Regions from separate parts of the Homo sapiens genome. Here region 2 is linked to region 1. A link is a contact called in ENCODE Hi-C or POLR2A ChIA-PET data. All regions are on one chromosome and are shown on one strand. The core of a region is the stretch at or near the end of the contact, and the rest is flanking DNA. Distances in the headings are between cores, read along the strand shown. Region 1 overlaps CP (ceruloplasmin). Region 2 holds the start of CP (ceruloplasmin).

What was found. Hi-C counts contacts between places; a loop is a spot of excess contacts on that map. ChIA-PET counts read pairs that join two places held with the same protein, here RNA polymerase II (POLR2A). Pooled maps may share reads with other maps.
Region 2: a loop to region 1 is called in a map of MCF 10A, with 4 times the contacts of the local background. The contact joins the promoter of CP here to the enhancer-like site in region 1. A Hi-C loop is called at or near these places in 4 of 168 maps with a recorded cell type or tissue (MCF 10A, cardiac septum, endothelial cell of umbilical vein and 1 more) and 10 of 50 pooled maps. POLR2A ChIA-PET finds 5 or more read pairs at or near these places in 7 of 52 experiments (A549, BJ, K562 and 4 more).

What each region holds. Positions count from the first base shown.
Region 1 is chr3:149,178,812-149,183,310 of GRCh38, reverse strand. It overlaps CP (ceruloplasmin), which reads left to right. Exons shown (of 19, transcript NM_000096.4): 14 at 1,178-1,306; 15 at 3,649-3,755. Among named protein-coding and RNA genes, the nearest start is that of CP, 41 kb to the left of the region's middle. Within about 2 kb of position 3,135, at least 16 of the 41 ENCODE cell types and tissues checked have a DNase peak (open chromatin) inside an H3K27ac peak, as active enhancers do; they include PC-3, endothelial cell of umbilical vein and gastrocnemius medialis, where a contact is called at or near this core.
Region 2 is chr3:149,218,082-149,223,951 of GRCh38, reverse strand. CP (ceruloplasmin) reads left to right here and starts at 2,123. Exons shown (of 19, transcript NM_000096.4): 1 at 2,123-2,305. The coding sequence starts at 2,160. It overlaps LOC101927942 (a long non-coding RNA gene), which reads right to left and starts at 82. Exons shown (of 4, transcript XR_241588.4): 1 at 1-82.

The sequences.
Region 1 (4,499 bases), core at 1,886-4,385:
TGATGTTTATTAAATAATATGACATAGTAAAATATTACTTATTTCTCTTGGAAACTATGTATTGTCCCGTATACTGATGAAATTATATATATTTTATCAAATTGATGCCTGTAGTTTTAGTGAAGTTCCCAGAAACTATTTTCTAATGAAATTCTGTTTTTTGACAGAGTCTCACTCTGTCGCCCAGGATGGTGTGTAGTGGTGTGATTTCAGCTCACTGCAACCTGCCGCTCCTGTGCTCAAGTGAGTCTCCCACCTTAGCCTCCCAAGTAGCTGGGACTACAGGGATGGGCCACCACGCCTGGCTAATTTTTGTATTTTTAGTAGAGATGAGGTTTCACCATGTTGGCCAGGCTGGTCTCAAACTCCTGGCCTCAAGTGATCCGCCCACCTCAGCCTTCCAAAGTGCTGGGATTACAGGCGTGAGGCACTACACCTGGCCCTAATAAAATTCTTAACCAATTTATCCCCATTATCCTACCCATTCCTCTCAAATTACAGCTATTTACTTTTAAAATTAAAATATAAATGATTAATTACAAGAAGAAATATACAAAAGGAAATTAATTACAACAGGAAATAAAAGAAAAAATGATACCACGCACAAAGCAGGGGCAAAGCTGCCTTCAATTTTTTAGGACTCACTTTAAGACAGAATGTCTAGAACTCGAGCAACACTGGTCTTGAGACATTTCTTTAAAACTATCAATTGCAGGGACCCCCACTCCCATCCCCACCCCACTGTGTTCCCATACTGTCAGCATTCCCCTGAGGCTTGGTTATCCTCAACCCCTAGACTAAGACACCAAGGCAAAATGGCATTGTTGCTGGAGCACAAAAATCCTACCAGACAAGAGACAAGCTAAGATTGGATAAAGGGTAGAAATGAGAGGGGTATAAATGACTCCTGGCCAGATATCCAACCCACCATGATTAGACCGGTACTCTGCAAAGGACTTTCAGGCCAAACCTCCCCTAGAACTCTTAAGAGATAAACAAATGGTCTCCATTTTTATTTCCAGTGTATTGATTCCAAATTCCCTGGGACGCAGTATAAATCCAAGAGTATTATACCACAAACCCATGGGGGAGAGAAACAAGTTATCTTTGCTGATCTTTGCTTTTATTACTAAGTTAGACCTTCTGATTGGACACTCTTCCTCTTCACTTTTGCCAGGTCCACAACTTCATGCAGATGTTGGAGACAAAGTCAAAATTATCTTTAAAAACATGGCCACAAGGCCCTACTCAATACATGCCCATGGGGTACAAACAGAGAGTTCTACAGTTACTCCAACATTACCAGGTACTCACGGGGGCGGGGGTGGGGGTGGTGCATTTTAACAGGCTGTACAGCCTTTCCACAGATTACTCTCATCATAGAGAGTCTGGACCAAGAAAGTGAAAAGGGAGGTAGTTGTGAAGAGGGGATGCAAGGAGGTGTCTGTGTGTATGCAAGTACATGCACATGCTTGTACTAAAAAAAAAAGTCCACAGGAGAGCTTAAGAGAAAAACCTGAAGGTAGTAGACATCTATGAATCCTCAAGCGTGAATCAGAGAGATGCTGTCTCCTCGCTCAGCTAGAACACAGCTCAAATGGCATCTACCACACCATATGTGGCTGGATGTTCCCATGCCTGTCTCTAGCACATGTGGTTCTAAGGGCCAGAGGCTGCCACTTGGAACTCTAAATTCCCCCTATCTAGTACAGTATCTGGCATATATTAGGAGATCATCAAATGTTTCTTTAATAAACATAGAGTAAAATCTTGAACAGATTATATACATAGGTGAGCATTTTCTTTAATAAGAACCATATTTTTCTTCTATTAGTTGTAAAGTTGGCTTCCAGGAAAATACTATTTCTCAATAACTTAGCAGGGTGTAGCAAGGGTGCTATTTTAGGTAGAGAGGTCAGGAGGGCTTCCTTGAGGAGGTGGCATTGCTGAAAACACCTAAAGTTTGAGAAGTAATGAAATTCAGGTAATTGTGCACGAATTGATTCTAGGCCCCGAAGACAGGAGCAATGCCTGGTGTGTGTGAGCAGCAGCAAGGCAGCCAGAGGCTAAAGAAAAGCACACAAGGGACAGAATGCTAGAGATGAGATCCAGGGAGAGCAGGGGCCAGATGGAGTAGGGAGGACCTCAGACTCGAGATTTAAGACTGATGTTCTGATGGACACCTTTTAAGGGGCTGTTGGTGATGTGTGGTTAAGTGACCCTAAGGGGGCAAGGACAGAATCTGGGGTCAGTTAAGGACCACTGCAATAATCTGGGTAAAATCATCATCATCATCATCATCATCGAGATTTGGAATATGGTGGAAGCGGCTGAAGTGGTGAGATGTTATCATATTCTGGTTCCATTTTAAAGGTGGTACTAAAAGGACCTGCTGGAAAATGGGCACTAGGGAGTGTTAGGGAAGAGAGGAGTCAAGCATGACCCCAAGGTTTTGGGCACTGACCACTGGTGGAAGAGCAGGTTGTAAAGGGGTGTGGAAAAGAGAAGAAAATGTTATTTTGCAGCTTATGAGAATAAGTAAAAGCAGAGATGGCCAGACAGTAATATGTGCAGGTGGTGAATCAATACTTTATATTCTAGTGAAATTTTCTGCTTAGAAAAAGGGTGAGGACATAGGAACAGCTCAGACTGAGGCTTGAAGAAAAAGTAAGACGTCTACCACATCACTTGAGACCATCTCTGTTGTCTTGCTTGATTCTCTAGTGAATGTCTGTTGGACTCTGGCAGGTTAGTGTGATAGCATGAATATGTAATGGTGTGGTCTAAATAAATGGGATGGAAAATGAGTGTGGCTGGGATTGGTGAGTGGGCATGGCCAAAAGTTGAGGCCTGTGAGCAGTTGCACAGGAAGCCCTGAGGTGAATGGAAACGCAGATCAGACTGGAGAAAAGCCTAGAGCACATGGGAAAAGGGTAAGAGCCTTGGCAAAGCAGGAGGGTGAAGCAACTGGTCGTCTTCAAAATGCCAAGGCCGAGGGTGTGGTTATGTCCTGTATGTGGGAGTAGTGACAAAACAGCACATGGTGTGATAGAATGAGATGGACTGGAGGGGGAGGTAAACATAACTGTGTCAAGTCGGTGACTCATGAGATCAAGAGGTCTAACGGCTCCTCGCCAGGAATCATGAGCTCACTAAGGATGATCATGAGAGAGGACAAGGAAAGGAAGCCAATGCTGAAGCTGAGGGAATTACACAAAATAGTCCAGATACACACATGCAGAGATTACGGGAAAGGTGCCAGCCACTGGGGAAAAATCACTTGGTATCTGAAGAGAAAAAAGTATATTAGGAAAACACACTTCAAGCTAAGAAGAGATTGGTTGCAAAGTTTTTTCAAATTGTAATATTGAAGTACACACCTCCTAGCTTTGTGGTATGGCAAGTGGGTTATAGCTAATTTAAAATTAACCCAAAAAATGACAAAATTTTGTCTTCCAGTTCATCTTAAAACTAAATTCCTGAAAACAATCTTGAGTACCACAATTTTTAAAAACTAATTACACTGACATTTCCAGTTCCTGGGTCCTAGTTATCAAGGCTGTGTGTGTGTGTGTGTGTGTGTGTGTGTGTGTGTGTGTACAATATAAACCAAATACAACCAGATCCATTAACACTTGATGAATTTAGGTGAAACTCTCACTTACGTATGGAAAATCCCAGAAAGATCTGGAGCTGGAACAGAGGATTCTGCTTGTATTCCATGGGCTTATTATTCAACTGTGGATCAAGTTAAGGTAAAATACAAATCATTTGTTTTGTGACACTTCCCAAAATAGACACACAATTGAAGGAAGACAAGGTTAGTGTTTTCCTGTGGTCCAATTCTACGTTAAAATCCTAGGAAAATAAACTGTTTGCAATCTACTTTAGCAACTATGCTGCTACCTATGACACACAAGACAAAAATCTAACATTTCCTAATATGATACAGCTCAAAGGCCTTTCAAGATATTTGGGAAGTTTAGATTTTTGTCTTGTGGGTCACAGGTAGCCACTGAAAAATTGACCAAGAATGGCAGTATATTTGCATTTCAGATCCTTCATTCTGGTGGAATGAAGGAAGGCTTGGAGGGGGAAGAGACTGGAGGTTGGGAGGCCGTTGTAATACGTGAGGCAAATTTCAAGGACCTCTACTGTAAGGAGGGAGAAAAGAAATGGAGTCGGTTATAGATAGGTGGGTGAAGTGCCTGAGTGAGCCGGGGGAAGTAGCTCCTTGATAATTCAGTGTTCTGGCTCAAACAAATGAGTAAATCTGGTATTTGTGGTCCTATTTATTATTACACATTTCATTCATCTATGGATTTTTAGGGACTGCCATAGCGCTTGGCTCACACTCAAGAGTTCATGAGTTTATGGAACAAACCAACACTGTTCATTTGGGATTCTTTTAAAATCACTGCTCATTAGCTGAGCTAATTTTTGCCTCTGCAGACATTTCTGTTATGTCAGCATCACCCACATGACCTACCTACTACTCA
Region 2 (5,870 bases), core at 874-3,373, 42 kb before region 1:
ATGGTTGGTTGGTACAATTTGCTGAAACAAGTGACTCTGGGCATGGTTACGGTGCTCTGATCAACATCTTTCCATGCACAAGATTGGGGCTGAGTTTGAGCACTGAGTGAAAAATGAAAAGCAAATGGCTGAGACAGTTGCTGGTTCACATCGTGGCTTCATGCCAATTAGAAAAAGAACTGTCCCCCTTCTCCATGCCCTGGGGAGGATAAACGGCTGAAAAATGCCCCCCGTCTGTGTGGACCATTAGGGGAAAAGCAGCTTCTTGCAAGGCACAGGGTATGGCCGGTGGCATCTGAGCAAGATTTTAGTCCTTCGTCAGTCCTCTCAGTGGACATGACGGCACAATTGTTCAAGGCAGTCCTAGAAGGAGGCCTTGGGGCATCCTGGGCAACATGATTCAGTTTTCTGTACCAAGCCATTTAGTTAAGATTATTACCAGCTGGTGAGAGAAGCTCCTCCACTGTCTGCCTTAACATAGGTCATTTCAATTAACCTGAGATTTTCAGATGAGGAAACTGAAGCTGGGCTGAAGTATCTTACTTGAGGTCATTTGGTAGCATCAGATTTTTCCCTAGCACTCCTTATTCTCCTTCTCTGCTTTATTTTTCTCCATAGCATTCACCACTAATATTGTGTATTTCATTTTTCATTTTTATATTTTCAGTTTCCCCAAGTAGAATGTAAGTTGCATGATGGTAGGTGTTTTGTTCTCTGCGGTATTCCCAGTGAGTAGAACAGAACTTGGCACAGACTGCTGTATTCCCAGTGAGTAGAACAGAACTTGGCTCATTCAATAATATTTCCTAAATGAAGGAATTGTTCAAATATCGCATGCTTTCTTCTATACCAATCTATTTCAACAAGTGGCCTTCAGCAAATACACAACGTTTTGAGGTATTTGAGAGAAAAAAAATTATACTAACACAAAGTGTCAACTGTTATCAGGATTTTCTTCAGCTAAAAAAAAAAGCCATTTCATACTTTTAGACATATACTTCCTGACTAAAAACAGGGTTTTAAGAAAAAGTCTTCCACCTTAAAATTCATATCCACTTCAAAGAGAAAAATTTCAGTCTAATGATAAACTGGGGTACTTTCTATTTACTAAGACTAATCTTTGCCTCTGAAGACAGGTTTAGTTATGGTTTGTTTATTTGATGATTAAAACAAAGTTATTAGCCCCTGTTAGGCTCTGCTAGTTATTTGCATATAGCAATACAGAATGATCTGGTAAAGTTTTTATGCAGATTTGGTCCAAGCTCATAAAACAGATAAATTCTTCCAAATTAAATTCTTATTTTTGTTTACTTAAATTTGGCATGCTAGATATCATGTTTCATATCATAAAGCTGCAATTAATCATTTGTTAGACTTTTAGAAATAGTCATGCACCACATAATAATGTTTGAGTAAATGACAAACTGCATATGTGATGGTGGTCCCATAAGATTATAATAACATATTTTTACTGTACATTTTCTATGTTTGCATATGTATAGATACAGAAATATCATTGTGTTACAATTGTCTATAGCATTCAGCATAGTTATAGACTGTACAGGTTTGTAGCCTAGGAGCAATAGGTATACCATATAGCCTACCTAGATGTATAGTAGGCTATATCATATAAGTCTGTGTAAGTACACTCTGTGATAGTCACACAATGACAAAATAGCCTAACAATGCATTTCTCAGAACGTATCCCTGTCATTAAGAATGACTGTAGTAAAAAGCTACATGTTTTGATTCATTTTACATAATTCTTATCCTGATTTACTAAAAGTGCACTGTTTGCAGGACACTGTGCTGTGACATATTGTCAGAGGAACAAAGGGAGCATTTAGACACGTTCTCTGCCCTCCTGGAATTTACACAATGAATGGAAAAAGGCACAGAGTTATGCACACCCTAATGCCTCCAACAATAACTGTTGACTTTTTATTTTCAGTCAGAGAAGCCTGGCAACCAAGAACTGTTTTTTTGGTGGTTTACGAGAACTTAACTGAATTGGAAAATATTTGCTTTAATGAAACAATTTACTCTTGTGCAACACTAAATTGTGTCAATCAAGCAAATAAGGAAGAAAGTCTTATTTATAAAATTGCCTGCTCCTGATTTTACTTCATTTCTTCTCAGGCTCCAAGAAGGGGAAAAAAATGAAGATTTTGATACTTGGTATTTTTCTGTTTTTATGTAGTACCCCAGCCTGGGCGAAAGAAAAGCATTATTACATTGGAATTATTGAAACGACTTGGGATTATGCCTCTGACCATGGGGAAAAGAAACTTATTTCTGTTGACACGTAAGTCACTATTTTTATTGTTTATAGACCAAAATTTTAAGTTATTTTTAAAGGATAGAGCCAATAAGATGAAATATTTTTAAAATTTCTTATATACAGAAACTGCAAAATGTGGGCTTGAAACCCAAGACACTTGAATCAATCTCCTTTATATTCCTGTATATTTTTTATTTGGTGGACTACCCTGCTTCTTTCCTGTTGTTCCTGGGGATCTGTGTTCACATCTTACTACCTCCCATGGTCGTAACTGCATCTCCGATTAGGAATCTGTCTTTTTATGTGTTTATGCAGAAGTTCTTTCATTTAAACAATTACTGTATACAATGTTATGTTTATTGCACCATTTAATGGTTATTCATGATAGGCATAAAATTTTTTTATATCTTTCAAAACATCACTTATAGAAATAAAATACAATTTTAGCAAATAAGATCCTGCCTGATATTTATTGAGAGACTCCAGACAGTTAAGTAGGTTAATCTTTCACAGCTTCAGGGTCCTAATTTGTAAAATGAGGATAATAAGCATAGCTCATAGGGTTATTTAAAGAGCGGGTGCATGTAAAGCTCTTAGTACAATGCTTGGCACATATGTGCATAAAAAAATGTCAGGTACTTATTAGGATGGTCCTCAAAAAGCTCCATGTAACTTAAATGTCTTCATTTTTCAGTTGGAAAATCCCCTTATTGAAAGCAATATTCACTACACAGTAAAACAAAAAGTTTAGTTCTCCTTGAAGTTTTTTGTACAGAAGTTTATCTATACTGAGGTCTTCACTTTTAATGATGTTAATTAAACATTAACCACCAAATGGGAACTTGGAATTCAAAATCAATATTCACTACATTAAAATGTATTTCAGTGGTAATAAAACACAAACAAGCCCAATGACCATCAGCTGCCAAGATTATATCTTTAAAAAACAGCTAAATAAGGATGCCGAAGTTTGTAATTATTGAATCTTATTGATGAGTATATACTATTTTCTTTAACATTATGTAAAGTTGAAATTTTTCACCATAAAAATAAATACATAACAGATACTAATATCCAATTATTATATTATGAATTTAATAATATACAATAAAGAAAGTTTCTGACCTGAAGATAAGTGGTTGTAAATAAAACTAATACATCTTGTAATTATTTCTTTTTTAACCTGGTTTTAAGGTGGTATTATCTTCTAAGGAATATGACATATTTTTACAGCTTCACCAGAAACATTATTTTGCATGGATTCAGTATTTTCTTGATTAAATATAATATAAATTATATGTGGTTTTTATTTCCAAGGAAAAAGTCAGACACATTAAAAAAATAAAAATACTATCCTTCTCTATGCCCCCACTCACCACCACTCTGCCATTGTTCGTGATCAAAAATCAAATCAGCTTTATCAGGCATAAACTAAGTGCAAGACATTGCCCTGAATATGCTTCAAAAAAAAATCTTTAATTCTAAAAATCAGGGAGTAGAAGAGTGAAGGAGTTTGTTTAGAATTTGGTGAATGGGGGCGGAGGAAATTCCTTTGTTTTTAATTACTCCTGTGGCCTGTCTGTGCCAGGGAAGCTACCCAATGAGTATAAGCCTGTTTACCCCATTGTGACTATATTAGTCTCTTCTTATGCTGCTAATAGAGACATACTCAAGACTGAGTAATTTATAAAGAAAAAGAGGTTTAATGGACTCACAGTTCCACATGACTGGGGAGGCCTCACAATCATGGTGGAAGGCAAAGGAGGAGCAAAGGCATGTCTTACATTGCAAACTTTCCCATACCTTCCTGTCATCTGAGCCCTCCAAGTCTCTAGGAAGTTCCAAACTTTCCCACATCTTGCTATCTTCTTCTGAGCCCTCCAAACTATTCCAGCCTCTGCCTGCTACCCAATTCCAAAGTCACTTTCACATTTTTGGGTACCTTTACAGTAGTGCCCCACTCCAGGTACCAATTTACTGTATTAGTCTGTTCTTACACTGCTAATAAAGACATACTCAAGACTGGGTAATTTATAAAGAAAAAGAGGTTTAATGAACTTACAGTTCCACATGGCTGGGAAGGCCTCACAATCATGGCAGAAGGCAAAGGAGGAGCAAAGGCACGTCTTACATGGCAGCAGCCAAGAAAGAGCTTGTGCAGGGGAACTCTCATTTATAAAACCATCAGATCTCATGAGACTTATTCACTACCATGAGAACAATATGGGGGAAACCACATCCATGATTCAGTTACCTCCACCTGGCCCCCTCCCTTGACATGTGGGGATTATTACAATTCAAGGTGAGATTTGGGTGGGGACACAGCCAAACCATATCAGTTACTTAAAAAGTATACTTAATAGAGATACTTAAGGCTCCTTAAAAGGAAAAATGGAGCATCTTCTAGTTGCAAAGTCCACCTCTCTTTTTGTTATTGTCCTGTGACTTTAACATCTCCTCTGGCTTCAACAATATGCTACAGTTTTGCAAACTCTAGGTGGGACTGCTTTCTCTGTGATTTTTTTCCCCCATATATCTTACCAGTGAATTTTGAATACAGCTTCAGCAATTTTGCCAATACTATGCTAAACTTTTTGCATAGATGTGTGCAGATAGCAACCTTTTGGTCCCTTCTTTGTCCCAGATTTGCAGCATGTTTAGCCCAGTCAGTGAAGGATGATGGAGTATCACAAGACATGGTTGGCACTTCTTATCGTATGATGACTAAAAAGGAGTGGAAATAAATGGGCTGAAGAATAAGATGTGAAAGAGTGTAATATGAATTTTAGGTAAAGAATCGAGTTTAAGCTGAATGTTGATCTTGAAGGTCTGGGATGATGAACAGGAAAATATGCATTGAGAGTACTAGTATATGCATATGCAAGTACTAGTGCTTGGTCACTAGTACCTAGAATATAGGAGACACTAAATAAATATTTCTGAATAAGTTTAAATGAGTAAATAAAAGATACATAGGAAGATAGGAAAAATCATAGACTGTATTGTAAAAACTTTTCCTTGCTCCTCATGTGGAGAGATTCATGCTATAGAACAAATCAGGTAACAGAATAAGATAGAAAAGTCACCTGAGGGGATTATATGCAGGGTTAGTGCAACTGAAAACACTGGCAGATATTAAAAGAGAAAAATGTATAGGTTTTGGGGGGGACTAAAAAAATAAAGTTTACTTCTCTGGTATTAATGCCAATAATATTTATTTCTAAAAGAGTGAAGTGGAAAATAATTTCCTTATACTCAGTACTGCTATTTACTTGGGTCAGTGCCTTATCTGTCACTTCAACACATCAGTAAGTAGTTAAAGACTTTATAAGAGATAATTCCTGATCCTAAGTTATATATATTCAAATTAAAATAAATGACATACATATAAAAACAATTAGTAAACACAATAGTGTGTTCTGGGTCCATAGTAGGCATTAGTTAATTATTTACTGAATTAATTGACTATATAATAGCAAAAATTATAGTAATTCTCTTATCTTCAGATTACTTTTTTTTCTGATGACCTCTAGGAAGCTGGAAATAAGTGAAAATTTTTTTAAGTATACGAACGGCCATCACAAAACTC